2 separate regions of the Mus musculus genome follow, and region 1 is linked to region 2. A link is a contact called in ENCODE POLR2A ChIA-PET data. All regions are on one chromosome and are shown on one strand. Each heading gives the region's core, a stretch centred on a gene start or an enhancer-like site at or near the end of the contact. The rest is flanking DNA. Distances are from core to core; before and after follow the strand shown. Region 1 holds the start of Spsb2 (splA/ryanodine receptor domain and SOCS box containing 2). Region 2 holds the start of Cops7a (COP9 signalosome subunit 7A).

Region 1 (6,071 bases), core at 2,887-5,386, 160 kb before region 2:
CAGGTCTAGTACCCTCTGGGCAAGCCGCCCCCCCCCCACCCATCTACCACACACACACACACACACACACACACACATTCAGACCTTGGGGCAAAAACAAAGCAAAATAACAACAACAAAAACACTGCCTGTGGAAAGTCCTTACTTCAGGAAGGTTGGCAGATGAGGAGCAAGGGAACATTTTATCAGGACTGCCACAAAGGAGTCTTTTTTTTTAATGGTTTTTCAAGACAGGGTTTCTCTGTATAGCCCTGGCTGTCCTGGAGCTCACTTTGTAGACCAGGCTGGCCTCGAACTCAGAAATTCGCCTGCCTCTGCCTCCCGAGTGCTGGGATTAAAGACGTGCGACACCACACCCGGCACAAAGGAGTCTTAAAAACAAACTAGGGTAAGTCAAGGCACAGTTAAGGCGTTCTCCTAACTGCCCCCCCCCCCCCAATTCTGGGTCCAGATTGTGTTCTCCCTGCATCCAAGCCTTCTTACGGCTTGCAGTAAATAAAAACTTCCCAGTGTGGTTCTGTTTTGTTTTTAGCTAGGGTATATAGCCCAGGCTGACTCCATCGTCCTCCCTAAATAGCTAAGATTACAGGCGTGAGTCACCACACCAGGCTTCCCGTAACTCTTGCTTTCCCCTCAGGCTTTCCTTGGTCAGCTTTCCTCCAAAAGGTCTTTTCTAGCCCGACCTAGGGCTGCTCCTCTTATTCACAGGCTTTCAAGTTCCCACCCCCAACCCCACCCCGCCTCTCCCAGTCTTAGATCCAGGTTTCCTCTGGTGGAACATTCCAGACCTTAGTGTTAACGCCCGAAGCACAAACTGCGAGGGGAAGGCCCCGAGTGGCGGACCACTAGGACTGGCTGAGGATTCAGCAGCTACACAGTCGCGGTGGGGCATGCGAGATGCCCAGGCTGCCGCAGCGCACACTATGAGCCCACGCGTGACCGTCAGCCTGCATGAGTCAGCTTCCCCACCCGACCCAGCTAGTGCGTTCGTTGCCTTGGTTACGGGACTAGCTCCAAGGGTGTGGGGGCGGGGCCGGAGGCGGGGCCTATGGGCGACCAGTAATCCAAGTTTCTCAACCTCAGCCCAGTTGCCATTTCATCCTTATTGGTGAGTTTGGAAAATAGGCTTCCTTTTCAGATTTGATCGTTTCTGGTTTGCGTTACACATTATATAATACTACTTGTTTTTAATTGTTAATATGTATAAGCATATAAACGCAACCTGCTGAGTTAATTCAGTGTTGCTCCAATGAATATGGTTTTAGGACTGAGCACTGTGGTGTTGGAAAGTCCAAGTAAGAGGGCTCCTCCCTGAGGAACATTGATTCTCTCTCAGCAGCCATTAACTGCCTGCAGCTCTTCATCTAGGGGCGGGGCCTTGTATGATTTTCCGCCTCCTCCTTGGCGTCACCTGGTGGTGTCACTGCTCAGGCCTTGTTTAGGCAACCATATTGCTGCAATGTCGCCGGTGCAGCTTCTCTGTCCTATAAAGAAGTCTCTCAGCAGGTGTTCTAGTCTCCCCTCCACACCACCCCATTTTTACTAGCGCTTTAGTTCTGGCGAGGCTGAAGCTAACTGAATCTAAACCTTCCGTATAAGTCTGTAAAAACTGGAATAGTCTATTCTGAGAATAAAAGGTTGAGTTTTATAACAGACATATTGCACACGAACTCAACAGGGGTCTGGTTAAATAGGGCAGTGTGGCCAGCTTGTCAGATGGAAACTGAACTGGGGTTCCAGTGAGCCCAGTGCGGACTTTCTCTGTGTGGCTTAGATCTGTTTTGTTTTTTTTTTCAGTTAGGATGCATCACACTAAGGTACCTTGTCTCTTTACAACAGGACCCAATCAAAGGCAGCCCAACCATCTGGAATCTGGAAGAAGCTGGGTCTAGCACTCGGAAGGCAGAGGAAGGCGGATATATGAGTTCGAGGCCAGCCTGGTCTACAGAGCAAGTTTCAGGACAGCCAGGGCTAACACAGAGAAACCCTATCTTGAAAAACAACCAAAAGGGGAAAAAAATCAATCTGGAAGAAAAGCTGGCTTATTAGGGCTAATAGTGTGGGATTTAAATATATACAACCATGGCTTGCTCAGCCTGCTTTCTTATAGAATCCAGGACCACCTTGCCCAGGGATGGCACCACCACAATGGGCTCCCCCGTGCCCCACCCCCAACCTCACATCAATAACTAATTAAGAAAATGCCTAAGCCAGGAGTGGTGACGCAGGCCTTTAATCCCAGCACTCAGGAGGCAGAGGCAGGTGGATTTCTGAGTTTGAGGTCAGCCTGGTCTACAGAGTGAGTTCCAGGACAGCCAGGGCTATACAGAGAAACCCTGTCTCAAGAAAATGCCACCACTAGATCTGGCTATAAGGCATTTTCTTTCTTTCTTTCTTTCTTTCTTTCTTTCTTTCTTTGTTTTTGTTTTTGTTTTTGTTTTTGTTTTTGTTTGAGACAGGGTTTCTCTGTATAATCCTGGCTGTCCTGGAACTCACTCTGTAGACCAGGCTGGCCTCGAACTCAGAAATCCACCTGCCTCTGCCTCCTGAGTGCTGGGATTAAAGGCGTGCAGCACCATGTCCAACTGGCATTTTCTCAATTAAGGTTCGTTCCTTTCAGATAACTCTAGGTTCTGGGTCAAGCTGACACAAGGCTACACAGCACAGTTTGTATGCCACATTCAGTTCAGAAGACACCCAACCTCCCTGGAACTGGAACTTATGCACATTTGTGAGCTTCCACTTGGGAGTGGGAACCTGAACTGGGTCCTCTGCAAGAGCAGCCGTGCTCTTAACTGCTGAGCCATTTCAGCAGCCTCACATCAGAATTAAGTTAAAATTAGCCGGGTATGAATCATACCCTTAGAATCCTAGCATCTGAAAGCAGAGCTAAGAGAAACAGGGATTCAAGACCAGCTCTTGGCTACAGAGCCCGTCCTGTCCTAGGATGGGCTACAAGAGACTATTTCAAAGCCATCCAAACAACAATAACTACAACAACAACAAGGTTAAAATTAGGCTGGGCACAGGGTACACACCTTTAATGCCAACACTCAGGAGGCAGAGGCAGGCTGATCAGTGTGAGTTTGAGTTCAACGTGGTCTACATAGGGAGTTCTAGGCCAGCAGAGGTTACAGTCTCTCTCTCTCTCTCTCTCTCTCTCTCTCTCTCACACACACACACACACACACACACACACACACACACACACACGGTGGCATTATGGGATTTTTTTGGGATAAGGTTTCTCTGTCTAGCCCTGGCATAGATTCACTCTGTAGACTAGGCTAGCCTTGAACTCAGAGATCCGCCTGCCTCTGCCTCCCAAGTGCTGGGATTATAGGTGTTGCACCACCACTGCCCAGCCACTTTGGGATTTTTGAACTGTTATCAAGAGGCTTTCGAGGAGGTCAAACTTCAACAGCAACCTCTCCATGATAATGTAGCTAATGATCAAACGACACTCAAAACTAACCCTTAAAGCACACATCCACCAGACAGCGTGCCCACTCGTAGTTCCATTACTCAGGAGGCTGAAGCAGGAGGATGAAGGACTAAGGCTTCAGCAACCTAGGGAGCCGCAGGGGACAGTAGTCTCAATCCCTACATTCTCCTGAACACAGGAGCAGGAGTTCAGGAAGGGTGTCAAGGCCGCTTACTGATCTTAGGGCCTCAGGAATGACTAGCTCAGGCAGAGAGAGCAAAGGTCTCCAGTGGAGAAGTCTACACACACACACACACACACACACACACACACACACACACAGAATCCAAGGCGATGACGTCATCAAAGGGTTAATTCTAGTCTGGGATGGGGGGGAGGGTGGGGCACGCAGCTGTCAGGTGGCTTTGGAAAAATAAACTGCTGAAGAGTCTGACGCCAGGGAGTCCTGGGAGGGACAAGAGGTTACCCACTCAAAGAGTGTGCTCCACAAAGCATGCGCGCTTGTCCACGTCTGGAGTCGTCACTTATTTTTTGCCTGGATTCTTTGTAGCCGGTGGGTTCTCAAGGCGGTAAGTGGTGTGGCCGCCGTGGTCTGGGAGGTGACGATAGGGTTAATCGTCCACAGAGCCCAGGGGCGGAGCGCGGGCGGGCGTCCGCAGCCCCGCTGGAGCCGGAAGCAGTGGCTGGTCAGGGGCGCTTCTAGCCTTCCCTATCTGTACTTCCACAGAGGTCTCTGCGAGCTAGGGGGACAGTGAGGTGCGGGGTAGGGGCCCGGCGTTAGAGCCAGCAAGGGGACGGTTCACGGTAAGGTCTGAGGGAGAGAGAGCTCCTGAGAAACTTGGGGGGCGCGACACAGATAGGGTGAAAGCAGAGTGATAGACCTGGGATGGTTAGGGGACCAAGGGAAGACCAGGCTGGTTGGCATACACCGGTGAACGGATGGGAGTCCTAGGGAAAGATGATGCGCCTAACAGTCCTTTCTGTCTCCACACCACTCCAGGGGACGATCCGGAGCTCAACTTTCAAAAGCGAGACGCCCCAGCAAGCCTGTTTTGAGAAGTTCTTCAGCGGCTCTCCTCATGGGCCAGACGGCCCTGGCAAGGGGCAGCAGCAGCACCCCTACCTCGCAGGCTCTGTACTCGGACTTCTCTCCTCCCGAGGGCTTGGAGGAGCTCCTGTCTGCTCCCCCTCCTGACCTGGTTGCCCAACGGCACCACGGCTGGAACCCCAAGGATTGCTCCGAGAACATCGATGTCAAGGAAGGGGGTCTGTGCTTTGAGCGGCGCCCTGTGGCCCAGAGCACTGATGGAGTCCGGGGGAAACGGGGCTATTCGAGAGGTCTGCACGCCTGGGAGATCAGCTGGCCCCTGGAGCAAAGGGGCACACACGCCGTGGTGGGCGTGGCCACCGCCCTCGCCCCGCTGCAGGCTGACCACTATGCGGCGCTTTTGGGCAGCAACAGCGAGTCCTGGGGCTGGGATATTGGGCGGGGAAAATTGTATCATCAGAGTAAGGGCCTCGAGGCCCCCCAGTATCCAGCTGGACCTCAGGGTGAGCAGCTAGTGGTGCCAGAGAGACTGCTGGTGGTTCTGGACATGGAGGAGGGGACTCTTGGCTACTCTATTGGGGGCACGTACCTGGGACCAGCCTTCCGTGGACTGAAGGGGAGGACCCTCTATCCCTCTGTAAGTGCTGTTTGGGGCCAGTGCCAGGTCCGCATCCGCTACATGGGCGAAAGAAGAGGTGAGATACGGACTAGGTGTGGGGAGATCACTACTCTTGGCAATGGTTTGGGCTGGAAACTCATGGTTGGAGCACAGGAAGTAGGCTTCTTGTCACTTTGGCCTGTCACTTAGATGGCCTTGGATCTAGCTTCACTCCCAATCCCTATTGGATGTGATGCACAAATTCAGAGCCTTTGGGTCTCCCTCAGCTGAGGTGGCGGTGGAAATGGAGGAAGAAGGAAGGGTGCCTGAGCAGGATCTCAAGTTCAAGGATGCCTGGAGTTGCTTACTTACCTTGTCTTCCTTCTCTCTCCGCAGTGGAGGAACCACAATCCCTTCTGCACCTGAGCCGCCTGTGTGTGCGCCATGCTCTGGGGGACACCCGGCTGGGTCAAATATCCACTCTGCCTTTGCCCCCTGCCATGAAGCGCTATCTGCTCTACAAATGACCCAGTAGTACAGGGTGTGCTGGCACCCTACCGTGGGGACAGGTGGAGAGGCACCCGCTGGCCTAGACAACTTTAAAAAGCTGGTGAAGCTGGGGGGGGGGGGCTGGACCCCTTCACCTCCCCTTCTCACAGGAGCAAGACATATAGAAATGATATTAAACACCATGGCAGCCTGGGACAAAGAGGTTTTTGAAGTAAAAAATGAGATGTATTGTCACAACCTGTTTCATTATTGTTTTTTGTTTTGTTTTACACTCCCCCACCCCAGGCTAGAGCCCCATCACTGTCTTAAGGAATTATGACAACCCACAAAGCTCAGGCCCAGGTGTTTATTTCCCTTACATGTAGGATGGTTCACAAACACAATACAGGGGCTTTGGCACCGTGGGGGAGGGGACTATCCCAGGCCTCTTAGGGTCTCATGTATACCGAATTCAGACCCGAAAGCTCTGA
Region 2 (6,161 bases), core at 857-3,356:
TGTGTTCATAGCTTTGCTACCGTCTTAGGGCAGAAGACAGCATCTTCATTTTCTACCTTAAATGAATCAGAATGTGTGACACTTTGGGGGTGGGGTGGGGTACCATGGCATAATTCAATATGCTCATTCTTTCTGATTTCAGGGGACTTTAGACTTCCCCACAATGTTACTTCTGTAACCGTGAAGGGAACTGTGTGCTTTTTTAGGTTTTTCCTCATTGCAGTTCTGAGAACTGAACCTATACTGAGCCTTGCAAACTACAGACAAGGGCTCTTTCACTGAAAAGACCCCCACTCCTTTTTGAGATGGAGTCTAAGTTGCCCACGCTGATCTAAAAAGTTGTGGTCCCCTATCTCAGCATCCCAAGTTCCGAAATCGAAGCCAAGGCCTCACAAGTGCTAAGCAACTACTCTATCAGCAGTTAGATTCTCACCACCATTTTAAAGAGAAAACTGAGGGTTTTCTGATCCAGGTTTTCTGACTTATTTTGTTTTTAAGATAGGGTTTCTCTGTGTAGCCCTGGCTGTCCTGGAACTCAATCTGTAGACCAGGCTGACCTACAACTCAGAGATCCAACTCTTTCTACCTCCCAAATGTTAGTGACAGGATTATTAAGAGGTATCACTAGGCAGGCATGGTAGCACAAGTCTTTAATCCCAACACTCGAGAGGAAGAGGCAGAGGATCTCTGAGTTGAAGGCCAGCCTGGTCGACAGAGAGAGTTCCAGAACACAGTTATAGTACATAGAGAAACCCTGTCCTGAAAAAAAAAAAAAAAAAAAAACCAACACAAAAAGATATCATACTGGTGGACAAGCTGGAGTTTATCAGTGGTATTCTTAATGACTTGTTCTTTTGCTTCAAAATTAAAGATTTCTGCTTGCTTCAGCAACACATATACTAAAACTGGAACGATCCCGAGAAGATTAGCATGGCCCCTGAGCAAAGACGACACTCCAATTTGTAAAGCGTTCCATATTTTTAAATAACAAAAAAAATTATGCATGAGACATAGGCAGGGATTTCCCACACATTCAAGGCCACCTTAGACCATAGTTACTAGTTTAGGGCAGCCAGGACTACACAGTGAAATCCTGACTCAAAGTGTGGGTACAGAGGGAGGGAGCACTAAGTTTACAGACCCTTTATCTGTAAGATAATGAAGACCTTTATTTGATTGATTTATTTTTCCATGTTGAGAGCTAATTATCGGTACCCCGATCACCTGAGTGGTTACTGGGTACAAAAAACGAGCCCAGCACTCAAGAGTTAACTTTGGTCCCAACGTTCTTTGGGGACTACCCAGGCAAGCAACACACCTCTCTAACATTAGGCATATCCAGCAGTTCCCCAAACACGTAGACACCAGGGGCCTCCAGCACCTGGTGGATGAGTGTGGCCAGTGCCGCCCCCTTAGCCGACTTGGCAAGGAGCAGAAACTGCTCTTGGTTCTGCCCTGTCACCTTCACCTCCGCACTCATGGCTGCGCCGAGGTGCGGGGCTCTGGCCTCAAGATTTCTGGAGCTGCAAGGAAAGAGGAACGTGAAACTAAAGGTCCCTGGACCCTGCGAGGGTGGTCAGCTCGAAGGGACGGGAGCTGCACGCTCAAGAGGGACCCCGCCACATCCGCAGTGAGTAAGTGGGGTCCTGAGGTCTAAAAGGCAACTCGAGGGCTCCTCCAAGCCAGCCCCATCCTGGCTGCCACGCCCACCCGCTCCGTCATCCCGGGCCCAGTCCCAAGCCCCACCACGTGCACCCCATTGAGTTCCAAGACTGATGAACCAGGGAAGGGAGAGATAGCACATGGTGTCTACCGGACGACGACGAACCCCCACTTCGGGACGCGAGTCGTGCACGTGGCCGCCCCCACGTGACCTCACCTCCTCGCGCCTGACTCGCGGCTCCACCCCCTCCCTTAAAGAGGCAGCCCCGGGACCGGCCGGGGTCTGCGCCCAAGGCCAGGTCGTACCCCCGGACCGACTGCAACCGACGGCTACCTGGAAGCCTCGTCTCCCAGCGCACGGGGCGGGGCGGCCGCTCCGTCACCTCCGGCAGCGGCTCCCAAGCCTTTCCTGCCACCTCCCCGCAGGGCCGCTCTAGCCGCTCGCTTCTATGGCCAGCTTCCGGCCGTACTTCCGCTCTCGGGAGGCGGGTTCCGGGCGGCTCCGGCCTGCTTCCGTTTCCGGACCGCGGGAGGCGCGAGAGCGGCGCCCATCTTCCGCTCTGTCCGTGCATCTTTATGGGTGCGAGAGCGGTGAATGCAGGGTGCGGAGAGGACCTCGGCTCTGCGGAGGTCCGGGGGAGCGACCCTCCCGGGAGCTGCAGGACAAGGCAGGATGGCGGCCCCGAGTTCCTGCGGCGACGTGAGCGTTAGCGGAAGGCGAGAATTCGCAGAAAGAAAAAATAAGGGAGAAAGGAGAGAAACGAGGCTATAAATAGTCCAACAACTTATCCACTCTTTTTAAAGAGCAGAAGAAAAGTTTAAAGGGTAAGGGGGCAGGAAGTGGTAACACATGCCCCCACCCCACCCCCCGGCGTATTGGAGGTAGAGGTAGGGGAGAATCAGGAGTTCAAAACCAGCCTCAGCTCCATCGCAGATTCCAAGCCAGTTTGAGCAACATGAGAACCGGTCTCAATAAGAAAGAAAACAAACCCCCGAGTGATTAAGGGGGAAAAGGAAGTGTATTGGTTAGGCTTTTGAGGTTTTCTTCCCATAGAAGTTTCAGATCGCATGACCAGACTTTTGGCCATGGTTACTACAAATAAATATTGAGTCATTTTTTTAGTCTTTGGATCCCAAATTAGCAAGGAGAAAAGTGTGAGTGGAACCAAGGCAGATGAGGAAATTTAAAAGTTAAAGGATTCAGCCGGGCACTTGTAATCCCAGCATCCAGGAGGCTGAGGCAGGAGGATTGCTATATGTTGGGAGGTTATCCCGGGCTACAGTGTGAGAGACCCTATCTCCCAAATATCATGGTGGTACACACCTTTAATTAGGTGGATTTCTGAGTTGGATCATCCGCCACTAAATAGACCAGGTTTCAAAATGAAACAAAACAAAAATCCTTACAGAAACCATATAAGGAGGAAATTAAGGTAAAGCCAGGTTTACTGTTAGATGATTTGTAATCCTATCACTCAGTAGGCTGAGGCAGGAGAATTGGACCTTCAAGGGCTGAGTTCTGGAACTAACCTGTAGGACAAAGAAATATGGATAGGGTCCAAGTGCATACCTGTCTGATTCCGTCGCTTCCTTCGAGGGATGGTGGTGCATGCTTGTGGTCTAGCACTTGGGAGGCTAAGTCAGGAGTATCTTAGGCCCAAAGGCCATGTGAGCTGCATAGTTCCAGGCTGAGAGTGGGAGAGAGAGAAGAGTTAGAAAACAAGGCAATGAATGGGCTGGAGAGATGGCTCAGCAGTTTAGAACACTGGCTGCTCTTTCAGAGGTCCTGAGTTCAAATCCCAGCACCTACATGGTGGCTCAAAAATCATCTCTAATGAGAACTGGTGCCCCCTTCTGGTCTGCAGGCATGCATGCAGGCGGAACACTACACATAATAAATCATTTGCTTTCTGTCACCATGTGGAAACACCAGCCAAAGCCAAGGCTTTCACATCCTGATCACCGTCCATCCTGGTGGGAAGTCTGGGCAGAGCACGAGGGATGCGATGACTGACTTGCTCTCTAGGGCTCACACTAAACACCTTACACCTCCAGGACTACTTGCCTGGTAGTGTCACCCACAATGCACTGAGCCTCCCACACCAATCATTAATCAAGAAAATAACTACAGGGCTGCGGAGGTGACTCAGCATTTAAGAACATTTGTTGCTCTTGCAAAGGACCTGGTTCGATTCCCAGCTCCCACAGTAATCTAGCTTCGGGGCATTGAATGGGTTATTAGGCACCAGCGATGCACATGGTGCACGTGAGTATTTGCAGGCAAAACACTCAAAAACATAGTTTTTAGAAAAGAAAATAAGTCCATAGATCTACCTACAGGCAATATAATGGGCTCATTTTCTCAACTGAAGTTCCGCGTTTAAGATGACTCTAGCCTTTGTCAACTTGACCAGACATTTTTTTTTTCCTTTTTTTGAGACGGGATCTCACTATATAGCTATATATCATGGACTGTCCTGGAACTCACTGTGTAGAGTGAGCTATCCTCTAACTCACCAAAGGCTGCCTACCTCAGCCTTCCAGGTGTTGGGATTAAAGTTGTGCAACACCACACCTGAGTATAATCAAGATTTTTAAACCACTATTGATAGCTCACAGAGAGAAGCAGGAAGATCAACCAGAGACTATTACAGGTGTTCAGGTGAGCAATGAAGTTGACTTGGACCAAGCAGAAACAGTGGGAATGAGTTGTCGGACTTCAGTGAACATTATTTGCAAGTGGGTTAGATGCAAGGCATGAACAGAAGAGTTTTAAGAGTGACATCATAGGGGCTGGAGAGATGGTTCAGTGGTTACAAGCACTGGCTGTTCTTACAGAGGTCCTGGCTTCTGTTGCCAACACCCACAAAATGGCTCAACTGTCAAACTCCAATTCCAGAGGGTTCTGATGCCCTCTTCTGGTCTCCACGGGCACTGCATGTGATGTACACATACTTGAAGGAAAAAAAAAATAAACTTTATTAGTTTGTTTTTTATTACAGGGTTTCTCAACTGTTTTAAGACAGGTTTCCGGGTGGCTGTCCTGGCACTCAATCTGTAGACCAGGCTGGCCTGGAACGGACATAGATAAGCCTGTTTCTGCCTCTTGTGCTGAGACTAAATCTGTGTACTACCACACCCAACTTAAAGTCTTAAAAAGAAAATGACAAGTTGTGTATGGTGGCACATGCATTTAATCCCAGTACTCCAGGGAGGCAGAGGCAGGAGGATCTTTGTGAGTTCAGTGCCAACCTAGTCTACAGAGTGAGTTACAGGACAGTGAGAGCTACACAGAAACCATCTGTTGGGGGGCAGGGTGGGGGAAAGGAAGGAAGGAAGAAAGAAAATGATATTACAGCCAGGAGTAGTAGCATATGAGGGTCATGTGTTTAAGGCTAGCCTGGGTTACATAAGAAGATCCTTCCTTGGGAAAAAAATTGAGCAAAGGAAAATAACCTGAAGTTGTACAAAGCTCTTAAAGTGTACATCACAGGCTGGAAAGGTGGCTCAGCCATTAAAGGCTAGTCTGGTAACTAAAAAGGCAGAGTGCCAGTCATTTCAATTTCACATAACATTTCCAGAAAGTTCGAAAAGAAAGAATGCTTATTCTATGAGGCCAGAGCTATGTTTTGATAAAACCAGTCAAAGACAAAATGAGATTGGAAACTATAGGTCAGCATCACAAACTGACACTGAAATCATCAGCAAAATATTTGCAAACCAAATCCCAAAGTGTGGGAAACTGACTGTATCAGGACTCTCTTGAAGTCAGACACGATGGCTCATGTCTGTCACGCCAACATTTAAGATGTCAGAGCAGGATGATGGTTCTAAGTGCAAGCCCAGTGTAGGTTACAGCATGAGATGCAGTCTCAAACCCAAAGAAATAGAGAAGGCCAGATGTGTGTGTTACACTCCCGTTTGTATGTGTGTGGGCACATAGGTACTGCAATGCATGTGTACAGGTTAGATGACAACTTCAGTAGTTGGTTCTCTCCTTCCACCGTGTACGTCCTGGGTACTAGACTCATGTCATCAGGCCTTTACCCCCTGAGCCTTCTCACTGATCCCCAAGATGTTCCCAAAGAGGACCAAGATGTAAACACTAGCTTTATCAGATACCAAGACATGTACTGTGACTCACACAAGACCATAGATGCAGCTCTGTGCTATAGGCCACATGCTTAACTTAGGTCAGAACCTAGATTCAGTCTACAGTACAGAAAGAAGGCATAGTATTGATATACTTATAGACAGATGGGCCACTAGACCATAATAGCCCAGAAACAGACTCACACACATAAACAACTTGATTTGTGACTGCACCTTGGAGCAGGAAAGAAAGCATATACATTTTGCTGACTCTGAGAACTGGATATATATGAAGAAGGAGATAAGACTGATTCTTTACTGCTGGCCCTGGGGTCTGAGGGCTGAACAAATGGGGTGGTCTACAATCTGGTGCTGCAGACAACCTTATTTCAGATTCAGTGTATTTA

Evidence for each region. ChIA-PET counts read pairs that join two places held with the same protein, here RNA polymerase II (POLR2A).
Region 1: POLR2A ChIA-PET joins it to region 2 with 14 read pairs in Patski. The contact joins the promoter of Spsb2 here to the promoter of Cops7a in region 2. POLR2A ChIA-PET finds 5 or more read pairs at or near these places in 3 of 5 experiments (Patski and embryonic stem cell).

What each region holds. Positions count from the first base shown.
Region 1 is chr6:124,804,782-124,810,852 of GRCm38, forward strand. It overlaps Spsb2 (splA/ryanodine receptor domain and SOCS box containing 2), which reads left to right and starts at 4,137. Exons shown (of 3, transcript NM_013539.2): 1 at 4,137-4,249; 2 at 4,446-5,188; 3 at 5,488-5,835. The coding sequence starts at 4,525. The coding sequence ends at 5,618. It overlaps Tpi1 (triosephosphate isomerase 1), which reads right to left. Exons shown (of 7, transcript NM_009415.3): 7 at 5,805-6,071.
Region 2 is chr6:124,963,406-124,969,566 of GRCm38, forward strand. Cops7a (COP9 signalosome subunit 7A) reads right to left here and starts at 2,107. Exons shown (of 8, transcript NM_001355542.2): 1 at 1,997-2,107; 2 at 1,319-1,523. The coding sequence starts at 1,480. Gm23851 (a small nuclear RNA gene) reads left to right here and starts at 878; the gene lies at 878-982.